Regions from separate parts of the Homo sapiens genome. Here region 2 is linked to region 1. The links are chromatin loops, found by intact Hi-C in ENCODE. Cell type or tissue: sigmoid colon. All regions are shown on one strand. Each heading gives the region's core, and the rest is flanking DNA. Links, peaks and the distances in the headings are about the cores only. Region 1 overlaps MRPS35 (mitochondrial ribosomal protein S35). Region 2 has its middle 32 kb from the start of PTHLH.

Region 1 (8,351 bases), core at 169-8,168:
CATATAGTTATCTTTTAACTTTTCATTTGGCTACTTTACCAAATTCTCTTTTTTAAATTTTTTATTATGAAAATTTTCAAATGTATGGACAAGTAGAAAGAGGCTAATATAATAAATACCCATACACATGGCATCTTGATTTAGTAATTAATATTTTGACAAATTTGCTTCATACACATACATACACATCTAAGTACCTTAACATTTCTGACACCTAATGTTTCACACTAAAATACTTCAGTGTGTTATCTCTAAGAATTAAGGAGATGTTTCCTATTTAATTCCAATACTATTACCACATGTAACAAAATTGTCAGTAATTCCCAAATATCATCTAAAATATCTACTCCACATTATATTTCCCCTATTGCCTTACAAAATGGTATTTTTTAAGCTCTGTTATTGAAACCAGAATCCCGCCAAAGACCATTGTATTTGGTAATGATGTATCTTATGTTATCTGGAATGGCAAACAACCCCACCTCCCTCCCTTCTTCCTGATGAATTTGACTTGTTAAAGAGACAGGGTATTTATCTTGTAACATTTCCTATCTTCTGAATTTGCCCCATTGCATCTGGATGTCATTTACCTTATTTCTTTATCTCCTGTATTTCACATAACCTGGAAGTTAGATTTAAAGGGCTGATAAGATTCCAGTTAAATATGTTTGGCAAGAATACTTTATAGATATTGCTATGTATTTTATATTGCATCAGGGGCACGTAAAGTCTGGTGGCCTCATTCTCAGTATGCTGAAATTGAGCACTTGGCTAAGAAGCTGACAACCTAATCATTCCTTTGTGAAGATTTTTGTTTTGCTTTTCCCTTGAACAAGTAATCTGTGGGTGGATATCAAGTAAAATCATTATTCTTTTTGGTCCTCGAAGTATATCTATCTTACCTTTGGCCAGTGGGAACTCTTTTAAGTTGGTTCCTGTGTCCTTTTGTTACAATCCTTTAGCATTTGAAAGTTTCCTTGTATTTTGACACAAGATGGTTCAGGCTCATTTTTATAAATTTCTTATCCCGGACCTGGAATCAGCCATTTTTCAAGGAGCCCTAATACCTGCCAGTGGACAGTGGTGTTTACAGACCATGATCTGGATGCTAGGACTTCTCAGCTGATTCTTTCGGAAATTTCTCAAGACATAATAGATAAATAATGGTAGTTTTAATTCCCCTTTTCAAGTAACCATAGCTTGTTTTTTCTTTTTGTCTTTTGCATTAGATAAAATTTCTGAAGTCATATTTCTGTAGTTCCTTATGCTGTTGCATACTTTAATTGTCTGTGCCTCTAGTGTTTAACCTCAAGTATGAGGTAGGATTTCAGTGAGATAATAGTGTTTATTATGTTAATGGTGTATCCTATTCTTAGATTACTAGCATTTATGAAATTACCTCCTTTGAATTATTGAAGTCATAAATTACATCAATAGGTTTTCAATATACTGATGCATTTCTGAACCCTGGTCAGTTCATAGTGTATCATTCTTTTATTCTACTGCTGATTTGCTGTGCTAGAATTTTACTTAGGGTCATTTGTCCGGATGCCATATTGCTTTGGAGAAACATGAGATCCCTACTGTTACTCACCTGGACCACGCCACGTGCCATTGCACTTCCAAGTGTCTGCCCTAGGAACTTCTAATTTAGTATTTGAAGTCACTGTTTGTTTCCTTTGTCAAAGAAATCTTGGTACACATGGCATATCTTTTTCACACAGCAGTCATGGAGCAGTTACCTGATATACTTTTTAAAATTAAACTTTTTATTTTAGAATAGTTTTTAGTTTACAGAAAGGTTCCAAGAATAGTAGAGAATTTCAGACCCAGGTTCCCCTGTTGTAAACATCTTAAAATATACTATGGTACGTTTGTCACAACTAGTGAATTAATATTGATACTGAATCAATATTGAATTTATTGTTATTAAAGTCCCTACTTTGTTCAGATTATCTTAGTTTTTTTCTAATACCCTTTTTCTGTTCCAGAATCCCATCCAGTTTACAAATCACATTTAGTCATCATAATTTCTTAGGTTTATCTTGGGTGTGATGTTTCTCAGACTTGACTTGTTTTTGATGACCTTAACAGTTTTGAGAAGTACTAGTTGTATATTTGGTAGAATGTCTTTCAACTTGTTGTGTGTTTGGGGAGAAAAACCCCAGAAATAAAGTGCCATTCTCATCACATCATATCGAGAGTATAGGCTATTAAGATGATTTGTTTTGTTTGTTTTTTTGAGATAGTGTCTCATTCTGTCACTTACGCTGGAGTGCAGTGGCACAAGCACGGCTCACTGCAGCCTCGACCTTCCCAGGCTCTGGTGATCCTCCCACCTTTGTTTCCCCAGTAGCTGGGACTACAAGCGCAAGCCACCACGGCTAGCTAGTTTTCGTATTTTTTGTAGAGATGAGGTTTTGCCATGTTGCCAGGGGGTTTTGCCATGTTGCCAGGGCTGGTCTGGAACTCCTGGGCTCAAGTGATACTCTCACCTCAGCCTCCTAAAGTGCTGGGATTACAGGCAGTGAGCCACTGTGCCGGCCATGATTTGTCAGTGATGATGCTAATCTTCATCACCTGGCTGAGGTAGTACTTGTCCATTTTCTTCACCATAAAATTATACTTCCTCCCCTCTTACCCATACTCTACTCTTTAGAAGAAAGTTACTATGCAGAGCCCACACTTAAGGATCAGGAGGTATGCTCCACTTCTTTGAGAAAGAAGTATCACATAAATTATGTACAGTCCTTTTATATGGCAAATTTGTTCATTCTCCCCTATTTATTAATCATTTATTTATATCAGTATGGACTCATGGATATTTATTTTACACTATGTGTCATAATCCAATAAAACATTATTTTTTTGCTCAAATTGTTCTGAGTTTAACCATTGGGAACTCTTTCCAGTGACTCTTCTGTTCCTTTGCCATGCCCCTGTCATTTGTTTTTAAGCAATTTCTTATTTTCTGGCACTACAAAATGCTCTGGGCTCTTTCCCTGTCCCATTCCTAGAATCAGCATTTCTCCAAGGAGCCCTTACTGATGTGCTTTTGATTTGTCTGGAGGGTGACTACTACCTCTTTGAGGTGCCTCCTGGGACCCTCAAAATATTAACTTTTATACTCTGTGTAGCCTGTACTTTAAGCCAGAACATTCAAAGTACACTGAAGAAATGTGTTGAAAATCTATGCAACCATTTTCGCATTATGTACTAGCAAATAAACAATCTTTAATTTCTGGAATTTTCCATTTTCCTCAGTGATATTGTTGATTGATTTGTAGTTTTCTTTCTTTGCTAGGTTTCAGTATCAGGGCTGTACCAATTTTTTTCTTAATTTAATATAACTTTATTTTTTTGAGACAGGGTCTCGCTCTGTTGCCCAGGCTGGAGTCCAGTGGCGCGATCTTGGCTTACTGCAACCTCTGCCTCCATGGTTCAAGCGATTCTCCTGCTTCAGCCTCCCAAGTAGTTGGAATTATAGGAATGCTCCACCACACCCAGCTAATTTTTGTATTTTTAGTAGAGATGGGGTTTCACCATGTTGGCCAGGCTGGTCTTGAACACCTGACCTCAAGCGTTCCTCCCTCCTTGGCCTCCCAAAGTGCTGGGATTACAGGTGTGAGCCACCGCACCTGGCCTGTGCCATCTTTATGAAGTGAATTATGAAGCTTTCCAATCTTTTTTATTTTGTAGAACAGTTTAAATACACAACAATATACTAAGTTCTTAGATTGAAGCTGTTTTTAAATCACAAAGACAGTATATGTTTACTGTATAAAATTTCAAAAATCCCAATAAAAGAAAAAAAAGAATTGAAAGTTCAGCCATGCTTGTACCATTCCACAGGTTCATATTTTTAAGAACATATTAAATGTTACCTATTTTTCATAATAATGGTAACAACTACAACCAACAGTTGTTGAGCTCTGTTGTGTGTTGAAAAATCTCTGAACTGAGAGTCAGAAAACCTAGATCTTAATTTACGTTATTCACCTCAAGTTTTGTGGGCCTCCGTCTTCAGTCCTAGAATTGACATCCAATGTCCCTACTGGTTCTAAGTTTGCTTATTTTATTTCACACAAAAATAATCTCATTGCTTTATTTGAAGGATGGCACCAGATTTCATTTCTTGTATCATGCTTTTCCTCTTGTCCTCTCTGTGCCTTGTGCTAGCCTGTGATGCCTTCATTGCTCCCTTGTACCCCTTCTGCTGACTTCATGTCTGCCCTGCTAGACTCTGCACCCCACCTGCTGGCTGTTGAGGCTCAGTGGTGGTGTCCTGGATGTGCCATGTAGTTCAAGGGTAAACGTAGGTCAAACAGGTGGACTAAAGCACATGCAGTCCAGCATGATTAAAGCAATATCGTGAAGGTAGTCAACTGTTAGAAACTACTATTGGACATACTCAAATGTTTTAATGCACAGAAAAAAAAATTTTGATAGTCATAAAAGTTTAGGATTAAAAACAACTTATATATAACTTTACTTCAAAAGTGCTTTATTCTATTAATCTCATTTATTTCTGACAAAAATTCTGGAATTAAGTGTTCTTGAGGAAACTGAGTCTCAGGGAGGTAACATGATTTAAGGTAACATTAAATGGCAAATCTACAAATCAAACCAATTCTTGTCTTTTATGTAATACCAGCATTCTTTAACTAACCACATCATACTTGCATATAGAGAAAATATTTCACAAGTTTAGACATTTCCGAATTTATGTAGCTCTTTTTGTGTTAAAATGTAGTCATTTGAAGATATATATATATATATATATATATATATATATATATATATATATATATATATATCCAGCACCTCCTGTGATTTGAAATATCAGTGTTATTTTGGGGATAATGTTAACAGTATTATATCGATTCTTTGAAATGTAGCAACTGAGGGCAAAATATCTAAGTACTTTGAATTTTGATAAAAGACAGTGAATGCCACTCAGCCCAGGTTAAAGTATTAGCCCAGATTAAAGACTACAATGTTGCAGTGCCTTTGAGTGCTACCAGGTGGCGTGAGTGCACCACACAACTGTTCCTGAAATATTTATGATTTTTGGCATAAACTCCATATAGTTATTGAACATTAAAATGTTAATGTTAATGTGAGTTTTAAATTAATGTGAATGTGATCTTACATTACACGTTGCAGTAATGATCAGCTTTGCTGCCTTTTTTTGGACCACTTCTTATATAAAAAGCTAGAATACTTTAAGCTTTTGAAACTTTTAAATTTATTGTTAGACATTATTATGATTTCATTGAAGGGAGGTTTAAAAAAGGCAAAATCACAACATTCTCACTATCCTAATGTAAAAACTATTTATTTTTCTCTCCCTGTTCCCTCTTATACATGCATATGTGCATATATTTGTGTATTCATAATCATAATAAAGGTATATTTTATTTTTTGTAAAAAATTCTTCATATTGGTTTTAATCAGAGTATAAAATGGCTTATTTTATCTGTCAAGTCAGTAACCTGGTAGTTGATACATTCTCTTTCCAGAAAACTGTGGTGATTCACATTGTCTAATTGAGAGTTAATAGTCAGTATTCATATTACTTGAGTTGTTTTTAAGAGTGCATTTATATTTATCTATTTTCTCTACTTCAAATACAAAATACAAAAATTCACAGTGCTTTAAAAAACAATATATCCTCCCTTTTAAAAATTTATGTATTCATTCAGCAAATATTTGTTGCATGCATTTTAAGTGTTAAGCCATTGCCAAGAACGAGATAGCATCATTCTTACCCTCAAGGGTTTCAAATCAGTGGGGAAAAAATGGGAAAATAAATAGGCTACTATACTGTGATGTCTTGAGGGAAGTGTACAGAGTTATTGAAGCTACAGAAAACCAAATAGATTTCAAAATCCTATTTAGCTTTTTTTCTTCTTGATATAGTTACAGCTCTTTTTTATTCTTAATGCTCTCCATAGAAGATTAACCTATACTTTACCTTATTTAACTGTATTCTGGTGTGTAACCTAACCTATCTTCTTTTTTTTTTTTTTTTTGAGGCAGAGTTTTGCTCTTGTTGCCCAGGCTGGAGTGCAATGGCGCGATTTCAGCTCACCAAAACCTCCGCCTCCTGGGTTCAAGTGATTCTCTTGCCTCAGCCTCCTGAGTAGCTGGGATTACAGGTATGCGCCACCACACCTGGCTAATTTTGTATTTTTAGTAGAGATGGGTATCTCCGTGTTGGTCAGGCTGGTCTTGAACTCCTGACCTCAGGTGATCCGCCCGCCTCGGCCTCCCAAAGTAATGGCATTACAGGCATGAGCCACCGTGCCTGGCCTATCTTCTTGTATCAAATGTATTCATCTCTAGATAATACCTTTAGCCCATGCCCTTATTCTCTGCAAATTAAAAATTGTGTTCATTTGTTCTAGCACTTCCCAAAATATGTCTAAGGAAGACTACTGTTGTGAACCGTTCCTTGAAAAGTGGAATCTGACGTCAAATAAATTTGAGAATCATTGCATATTAACCCTGCATTTTGAAATTTCAAGATGCTTATTAGCATATTATCTGTTCTAAAAAATGCTACCTTAAAAAACCCAATTTACCTCGGCATTTCCTAAACATTTTCAACAGAAAGAGCCTTTTAAAAAAATTCTTCTTAGCCTGTGGGAGTAGTGTTAACATTTTGAGAAACGTTGAGCTAAATGAATTTTTCAATTGTTTTGATCCTTCCCTGATGCTGTATTCCAGCTTCCATGAGATATCTGTAGCTTTTAAAAAAAGCTTGTTGCAGTGATACAAGTCTCATAATTGCATGGTAGAACTTGTAATGATGCAAGTCTCATAATTGCATGATAGAAATTTCTTAAAGCCCTTATGTTTTATCTATTTATTTCTATATTCCAACTTAACTAACGCTAATTGAGTTTAATTCTATTAGTGCTACTCGTAAGCACCATAATTTCATTTATTTAACAGATATGTCGTTAGTTCTTTCAGGGAAGGCATTAATGCCCAGAACTTTCAAAGAACTTCAAACAGTATGTTGCCTTCCCTTTTTCTGTTTCCATGAGTAAGATCAGGGTTTATAATATGTCCCAACTGCTTGCTCTGTATAGAAAGGAGTTTGGAAAGCTTTCTTTTTAGTGGATTTAATGTTAATAGGAATAACATTGCTACCTTTTTTTCACTAAACAATTATATGAAATTATTTTTTCAAATAACTTTTCTTATTTTTAAGGTAAAGCTTTCCAGTTTGAATTTAGATGATCACGCAAAGAAGAAATTAATTAAACTTGTAGGAGAGCGATACTGCAAGACCACAGATGTGCTTACCATCAAAACAGATAGGTAATGGAAAAAATGTTCAGCCGACTGGTCACGTGTGTTTCCTCATTGTCCTCCAATTCCTTGGCAGTCCTTTTTAAAGAAACTATATTGAAGATGGGGGAGGGCGTAGCCTTTTCTTATTAAGCAGAGTTCTCTAATTCATATTTTTAATATCCTCACACTGGCCTACTATTGCTGTGATCTTTATGCAGCGGCATGCTTAGCTAATTTAATGTTATTTTTAACCTTGATTTTAATATTTCCATGTATATAAAACTCAAGAGAGAGATTAGAAGAAAAAAGTGTGGTTTGCTAGTGATTAATGCTTAAGCAGGCTTTTACACATTCAAAGCATATAAAAATCTTGTAGTTCAAAAGTAAAATTATTAAATGATCTATGGATCTATTTGGAAATTGATGAAGGCACATTCGTAAATAATCAAAATCTCAGAGCCAGGACAGATGTTTATAAAGGCAATATTAAATTTATCATATATGAATTTATAAATTGCGTCATTTTTTATTTGAAGTAAAGAAAGGTTATTGGTATGTTTTCACTAAATGGCTATTTTATTTTTAGAATTATACTTTAGCTGTTTCCAAATTATGTCAAAATATAAAAAGACCCACTTTTAGAGATAAGTTAAGTGGGCCGATCTGCTGTCTTCCTGCTCATCCCTGTTTGAAAGCATTTGGAGGTGTCAGTATCGATTAGGTCTCATGATTTGCAGTGGTGGGAAGAAGGAGCCTGACACACATGCAGAGATTGCAACAGTGTGGAGGCAGAAAAAGCTCAGGACCATGGTTTGTGATTATTACCATATGGGAGAAAGTAGATTTGAAATATATTAGGAATAGTCTTTTTACTATCTTCAGATAATGTTGGCTTTTCTAGTTCATGCAACTTTAAAAAATGCCTTTAAAATGTTATTGTTTGAAATTCTGTGAGTATCCAATAATGTTGCTTTTTTTTTTTTTAGGTAGTTTTACAAGTGTTAGTGTATGGATATGTTTTATGGTAACTATTTAGAGTAGAGGAC
Region 2 (8,351 bases), core at 80-8,079, 210 kb after region 1:
ACAGCTTTAGCTTTGGAGCTAAATGCCAGTGCTTCAACCCAGAATTAAACATACTCAGCCTCTGGCACAGTTAGAAAAACTTGAGTCTTTTCCCTCCTCTGCCTCCTGGAGGCAGGACCCTTATATCATAGGGCAAATTGTAGCCTGGAATACCTCCCTGCCAAACAGGCAGATCGCAAAAGATACGGAAAGAAAGTTGCTGAGCTGAACTTGTCCAGCTAATTTCCCAAATTCACCAATCAGATGAATTATCAGAGGGGAGGGGCTGAAAACCCCCACCCACACACAAAAAAACCATAAACATTTGTGCTCTAAAGGACATCATTAACAAAGTGAAAAGATGACTCACAGAATGGGAGAAAATATTGGCAAATCATAGCTCTGATGAGGGACTTATAACTAGAATATGTAACTAACTCTTACAACTCAAATATAAAAAGACAACCAAATTAAAAAATGAGCAAAGGATTTGCATAGATATTTCTCCAAGGAAGACATGCAAACCGCCAGTAAGAACATGAGAAGATGTTAAATATTATATACTACAAAAAACAAAAACAAAACAAACAAACAAAACACACACACACAACAAGATACCACTTCGTGCTCACTTGCAGGGCTATAATCAAGGACAGACAGTAAGACAAGTGTTGATGAGGATGTAGAGAAATTGGAACCTTTGTACATTGTTGGTGGGGATGTAAAATGATGCAGCTTTGGAATACAATTTGGAAGTTCTTCGAATAGTTAAACAGTTACTTCATGACCAGATATTCTGCTCCTAGGTATATAACTAAGAGAAAAAAAATATATATACCACACAAAACCTTTTATACCAATGTTCATAGCTGCATTATTCATAATAGCTAAAAGTGGAAACAACCACCACATTTGTAATAAACAAGATGTGGTATATCTATACATTGGAACATTATTTGGCCATAAAATGCAATGAAGTATTAATATGTGCTGCAACATGAATGAACCTGAAGGGAAAGAAAGAAAATAAGTGAAAAAAAAAAAAAAAGAAACAGTCTTAAGGGGCCACACATTGGATGATTCCATTTGTATGAAATGTCCAGAATAGGCAAATTTATAAAGACAGAAAGTAGATTAGTGGTTGCCAGAGGCTGGGAGAAGGGGATAATGGGGAGTGACTGCTAAGAGATGTGTGGTTTCTTTTTGGGGTAATGAAAATATTCTGGAAGTAGGTTGTGGTGACAGTTGCATAACTCTGTGACTATACTAAAGCCATTGAATTGTACACTTTAATTCTAATTATATCACAAAGTTATCTTAAAAATTAATTAGTTCATGTAAATGACTTTAATATATAATTAAGGCATTACAGAATAGTGAGGAAAGGGAAGATTATTAATGGTATTGGGGCTATCTGCTTTACAATTTTGAAAAAGTGATACCTTTACATTTATATTATGATTCAAAATAAATTTTAGAGGGATTAAATATTTAAATAGTAGAATTGGTTTGAAACAGAAAAACTAACAAGAAAGTAGAAATATTAATCAGACATCTATTAGTGGAGCTAGAATAAACTTCTATGCAAAGCAGCAATAGAAGAAACCACCAAGTAAATGATCAACATCAAACTAGATGTGTAAAAATTAAGAACTATTTGATGTAAATAGGAAAACAATAATAAAAAGGAAAATAACAAATTGGCAAAGAACATACTGCAACAAATATGTTGGATAAAAGGTGAATATCTTCACTCTAGAAAAAGTTAAATTATTTGATAAGATATGAAAATAAAGCAGAAGATACAAAAAAAATAAGAGAAAGTTGCACAATTCAAGGCAGGATAAAAGTTGTGTAATAACCCTTACTGTGAAAAGGCTATGTGCTATACTGTTGTGCAGAGACAGGAAACATCCATTTGGTGTTGGGGAGGGAGACAATAAGGAGTAGAGTAAACAAAATGTGGAAAAATATTCGTCTGTGCATGTAATCAAAGGCATGTATTTTAAAATAGCAATTATCTATTTTTCTTCGATTGAATTAGCAAACACTACAATTCTCAAAACTGGAGTGAAGAAAAGGTAAAAGTGGTATATTCTCAAACACAGACAAGCAATGTAGTATCATGAAAAGATTCATACGGTGTTTGGAATTAGGCAGAATTAAAATCAAATGATAATTCTGCCACTTATAAGCTGTGTGATCTTGGTAACTAATACAAGGGTAAATCTATATTATTAACCATAATATGGTGATGTTTCCTACTTTGCAGCATTGATGTGAGAACAAGTGATACTATGTGCAAAGAATGTAGCTGAGTCCTTGATACATTCTAAGCACTCAGTTTATTCTAAGAGTTCAATAAACAGTGACTGTTTGAATATTATAGTTGGTCATGGAAATTAATAAGAAAAATTTAGCAAGTATCAAAAACTATAAAATGTTCATATTATTTGATCCAGTAATTTTACTTCTGGAAATATATTCTAAGAAAATAACCATTAAGACAAGGAAAAAAATTATACTCACAAAACTATTTTAGTGGAATTATCCAGAATAGGAAATGTTTTATAACAGAGGAATGGTTAACTCAATTTAGATGTAACTATTTGCTGAGTGGAAGTATGATGTGGCTGCCGCAAAGAATGGTAATTGTGAACGCCAAGTCATTTCTTTAAAAAAAATTGGTACTTCTGTGTATCAAAGGGCACAATCAACAGAGTGAAAAGGTAACTTACAGAATGGGAGAAAATATTTGCAAATCATATATCTGATAAGGTGTTAATATCTAGAAAATATAAAGAACTTGTACAACTTAACAACAAAAAGACAAGCTGATTTTAAAAAGGATGAAGGACTTGAATAGACATTTCTCTAAAGAAGACATACAAACATATGAAAAAATGCTTAATATTACTAATCAGAGAAATGCAAATCAAAAACACAATGAGATATTACCTCATACTTGTTAGGATGGCTATTATGAAAACAAACAAACAAACAAACAAACAAACAAAAGTAGGCCGGGTGTGGTGACTTATGCCTGTAATCCCAGCTCTTTGGGACTCAAAGGTAGGAGGAAGATAGCTTGAGGCTAGGAGTTTGAGACCAGCCTGGGCAATGTAGTGGGATCCTGTTTCAACAAACAAACAAACAAAACCCCAAAAGTAACAAGATTGGTAAGGACGAAGAGAAATTGGAACCCTTGGGCACTGTTGGTGGGAAACTAAAATGATGTAGCTCTATGGAAAATAGTATGGAGCTTCCTAAAAAAATTAAAAATAGAAGTACCATATGGTCCAGCAATCCCACTTCTGAGTATACATCCAAAAAAGCTAAATGAGGGATCTCAAAGAGATATTTGCCCATCCATGTTTATAGCAGCATTATTCGTAGTAGCCAAGAGATAGAAGCAATCCAAATGTCCATGAATGGATGGAGGATAAGCAAAACACAGTAAATCCATACAATGGAATATTACTCAGCCTCAAAAAGGAATAAAACAGCCGGGCATGGTGGCTCACGCCCGTAATCCCAGCACTTTGGGAGGCCGAGGCTGGCGGATCGCAAGGTCAGGAGATCGAGACCATCCTGGCTAACACGGTGAAACCCCGTCTCTACTAAAAATACAAAAAGTTAGTCGGGCGTGGTGGCGGGCGCCTGTAGTCCCAGCTACTTGGGAGGCTGAGGCAGGAGAATGGCGTGAACCCGGGAGGAGGAGCTTGCAGTGAGCCGAGATCACGCCACTGCACTCCAGCCTGGGCGACAGAGCGAGACTCCGTCTCAAAAAAAAAAAAAGAAAAAAAAAAAGAATAAAACTCTGTCACATACTACAACATAGATAAACCCCGATAATATTATGTGAAAAAAGCCAGTAACAAAAAGACAAGTATCATATCATTCCACTTATGTGAGGTATTTGAAGTAGTCAAAATCACAGAAACAAAGTAGAATCGTGGTTACCAGGGACTGGTGGGTGTAGTGGAGGAAAAGGGGAATTGTTTAATGGGCATAGACTTTCAGATTTGCATGGCGAAAGAGTCTTGGAGATCTGTTGTAGAACAATGTGAATATACTTAACACTACTAAACTGCACTCTTAAAATGGCTAAGATAGAAAACCTTATTTTTTTGCCACAATAATTTTTAAAAAATGAAAACTTCAATAAATATGAATTGAGTGTGTTTCACTGTGCCATGTCCTGTGGTCTGCAGGGAGATCACTTTGGAAAAGAAAAGGCTGGAGGGACCATCAAGGGCCATTTGAGAAGAGCAGGGAGAAGCCATTGACATTTTTTGAAAAAGTTTCTTTAAGACAGGATCTTGCTCCATTGCCCAGGCTGGAGTGCAGTGGCGCAATCATAGCTCTCTGCGTCCTGGGACTCCTGGTCTCAAGTGATTCTCCTGCCTCCATCTGCTGAGTAGCTAGGACTACAGGCACATGCCACTGCCCCTGGCTAATTTTTAAAATTTTTGTAGAGATGAGGTCTTGCTATGTTGCCCAGGCCAGTCTTGAACTCCTGGCCTCAAGAGATCTTCTGCCGTGGCTTCCCAAAGTGTTGCGATTACAGGCCTGAAACACTGCCCAGCCATCCATTGAAATTTTAAAGCAGGAAAACAGAAACAGTGTAAAATAGATTAGAAGACCAGAAAATTATATGTACAACAACTACGCAAAAACATGCCTATGAAGGAAAACGTGAAAAGGAATGAGCTTATAGGTGATATTTTCCTCCATTAAAAAAGTAATTCTTGTTTTTGGCTCCTCTAACCCATAAATGGAATGGCCAGCAAAGCCACACAATCTGAAAGTTCTAAGAGAAAGGAGAGTGTTGCGTCTTCTTCTATACCTACCTTTCTCTGGCTTACTCCTCCAGTCAGGGGAGTACAAGTTGAATTCAAGGCTGAGTGTCTCCTGTGCTGCCACCTCGTGGTCACTCCCAGGCTGTCAGCTGAATTTAAGAGTATGCCAGTAACATGTTTCATGTTAAATAATCAGAGCACAATTTATGAATATGATTGAAATTATTCTAGTAAACAATCTTAAAATGTGTCTCTTAGATACTAGTCTTGATTGCAAGTGGTTGAGGATGAACCTTGTGACCTTTTAAAATATCTTCCAGCTCTGTTTTATGTGGTTTAAAAAAAAAAACTTTTGAAGCTCTGGAAATTTTATATTAATGTGGCATAATTCATACCAAAATTTTTGTTGGTTTGTGTTTTTAGAAAACTTCAATATTTAATAATAATGAAAAGACACTAGAGGTTTTACAAAACGAATGATGAACTTTAGACATAAATATCATGACTAACATTTTTAAGTTGGCAAATTCAGTATTTTCTTTGCCAACCTGTTATTTTGCAACAAGAAACTTCTCAAAGTGATGATCAAATAGTCCTTAGGCTTAAAAGTGGTATATGTTGACATTGAGAAAAAATAATATTTGAATATAAGAAAATCTGTGGTGCTTGCTAATGAATAAGTTTTAAATCATATGGCATGAAGCAAGTATTTTATTCCATAATTTAGAACTATTTTATAATTAATGGGAAATGCTATTTTTTCCAGAAGACAAATAGACCATACATATTAAATTAATGTAAGAAATTTCAACATCTTACCTTATGCATCGGTTTTTTTTCTTCTTTCTTTTTCCTATTTGTCAATTGTAAAGACTATGTAGCAAAATTTTTGACTTTTTAAATTCCCTAATGATATCTGAATTTATGAATTAATCTATATTTTAGGAAAGGCAGAGGCTCTGGACTCAGATTGTCTGCTTCCAATTCTGACATGACCTTTCTGGGCACATGTTCTTTGAATCAATGAGTTTAATGGTTTTCATCTGCAAAATGAGACAATCACCTTACCTACTTCAGAGGGGTTTTGAAGAATTCAATGAAATAATGCATACAATGCCCTTGACAGTGCTCAGTACATAAGAAATGCTCACTCTTAGGCAATATTACAAATGAAGAGAAGCTATGCTAGTGAAAAAGGTCTGTAATTATCACAACATCATAGTACTCTAATATCTTAATAACTTTCACCAGATCAGTGGTGTGATTTCTTTCTTTTTTTTTGAGATGGAGTCTTGCTCTGTCACCCAGGCTGGAGTGCAGTGGCACGATCTTGGCTCACTGCAACCTCCGCCTCCTGGATTCAAGCGATTCTTTTGCCTCAGCCTCCTGAGTAGCTGGGACTACAGGCGTGTGCCACCATGCCCAGTTAATTTTTGTATTTTTAGTAGAGATGGGGTTTCACCATGTTGGCCAGGCTGGTCATGAACTCCTGACCTTGTGATCTGCCTGTCTCGGCCTCCCAAAGTGCTGGGATTACAGATGTGAGCCACTGCACCAAGCTTGGTGTGATTTCTTTAAAACGTGTGATGTGTGTGTGTGTAATGATCTATTTCTAGAAATGTTTACTTAGGAGTTATTTTGTTATTTAGTTGTTATTTTGAAGAAATTACTATCACATATGCATCTCACAGCCTGTTCTTCCTTAGATATGGATTCTACAGTGTTCAGAATAGAAACAAAATGAGTTTGATCCAGAGCATGACCTGTTACACTGTAAAGTTTTAATTAAAAAGACGTAAGCAAAAATTCAAATCCAAATATTACATATCTCAAAAACTGTTCATACTCTATAATATTTAAAACCACTTCCCATACATGAGTGCTAGGTAAAGCTTTAATAACTCTTGAATTAGCATTTTTTTTCTTTTTTTTTTATTATACTTTAAGTTTTAGGGTACATGTGCACATTGTGCAGGTTAGTTACATATGTATACATGTGCCATGCTGCTGCGCTGCACCCACTAACTCGTCATCTAGCATTAGGTATATCTCCCAGTGCTATCCCTCCCCCCTCCCCCGACCCCACAACAGTCCCCAGAGTGTGATATTCCCCTTCCTGTGTCCATGTGATCTCATTGTTCAATTCCCACCTATGAGTGAGAATATGCGGTGTTTGGTTTTTTCTTCTTGCGATAGTTTACTGAGAATCATTTCTATAAACAAGCCTTTTAAATATCATTTAAGTTCTTTAAAGAATTGATTATTGTCCACCATGTTGTTGTATGATTGGAGAAATAGAACAACTGAGGAATCTTTTATGATGTTATGTAGTCATAATAAGTTTAAAATATATGGTACAAATCAGATCCAAACAATATATGGTATGTTATTTGGATACCAAACAATATATGGTACAAAAATCAGAGAGATGCAGGGAACAGCTCAGAGTCAGGAGTAGAGAATAAGGAATTGTCTATGGAGTGTTCTTGAAGGCGATATGTTGGCAAAGTTCTGGATTTTTGGAGAGACTGTCCCGGACAATCAATATATCTCTGAGTCAGTATATTAGTCTCTTTTTTTTTTTTTTTTTTTTTTTTTTTGAGATAGGTTTCTCACTTTGTCACCCAAGCTGGAGTGCAGTGGCACAATCTCAGCTCACTGCAGTCTTGACCTTCCAGGCTCAAGTGATCCTTGCACCTCAGCCTCCTGAGTAGCTAGGACCCACAGGTGTGCACCATTATACCTGGCTAATTTTTGTATTTTTTGTAGAGATGAAGTCTCACTATTTTGCCCAGGCTGGTCTCGAACTCCTGAACTCAAGTGATTCATCTGCCTTAATATCCTAAAGAGATGGGATTACAGGTGTGGACCACTGCATCTGGCTAGTATATGAGGCTCTTATCAAAGATTGAGGCTGGTCAGGAGAAGCTTGATGGATAGAGAATATGGAGTGAGCAGAAATGCAGAATCTGAAATACGTGGTGTGGTCTGGCTGAAGAAAGAGGGTGTGAATGGTGCAGGCACAGTTGCTAAACATCAGAATTAAGCCTCAGATCCAAGTGTTCTCACCCAGATTTGGTGATGCTGAGAACAGGGATGCTCCGCTCATGCAAAGAGCTGCTATGTTCCTTTCATTGATTCAGCACATGTTTATTCAACTTATGTGGCAGAAACCATTCCAGACACTAGGGAACATGACACAGTCCTTGCTTTAAGGAGCTTAGTGGGTGACAGCTATGTGAACATACAATCACAGAACAGTGTGATAAGTGCTGGACAGAATGCTTAGAACAGGGATTTTGGCATTATCTAGACTCAGGCTCTTGCTTTGTAACCTTGGTGAGTTGCTTGACCTTCAAGCCGCAGATTTCTTATCCAGAAAATGGAGGCACTAACAAAACCTATTATATTTGGGTTCTTATGGGATTGACATGCTATGATGCCAGCCAAGTTCTTAACATAATCCTGTCTCATGGTGGTGGGGGCCGGAGGGGGAACCTAATAAATGTTAGCTATCGGGAGGAAAAGCACAGAGCTATGGGGCTCACTACTTGAGAAACAGCGAGTTCA

The links. Peaks named below come from ENCODE experiments on the same cell type or tissue, not always from the same donor. Only the 100,000 strongest peaks of a DNase experiment are listed, where the experiment ranks them.
Region 2: a loop joins it to region 1, with 21 times the contacts of the local background. A loop is called at or near these places in 83 of 110 quality-filtered maps.

What each region holds. Positions count from the first base shown.
Region 1 is chr12:27,728,225-27,736,575 of GRCh38, forward strand. MRPS35 (mitochondrial ribosomal protein S35) reads left to right here. Exons shown (of 8, transcript NM_021821.4): 6 at 7,223-7,332. Among named protein-coding and RNA genes, the nearest start is that of MRPS35, 22 kb to the left of the region's middle. In sigmoid colon, for the core only: a CTCF peak has its summit at 5,029; no DNase peak of the experiment used is centred there; H3K27ac peaks cover 218 bases.
Region 2 is chr12:27,936,081-27,944,431 of GRCh38, forward strand. No RefSeq gene overlaps it. Among named protein-coding and RNA genes, the nearest start is that of PTHLH, 32 kb to the right of the region's middle. In sigmoid colon, for the core only: a CTCF peak has its summit at 4,904 (motif pointing left); a DNase peak (open chromatin) is centred at 4,881.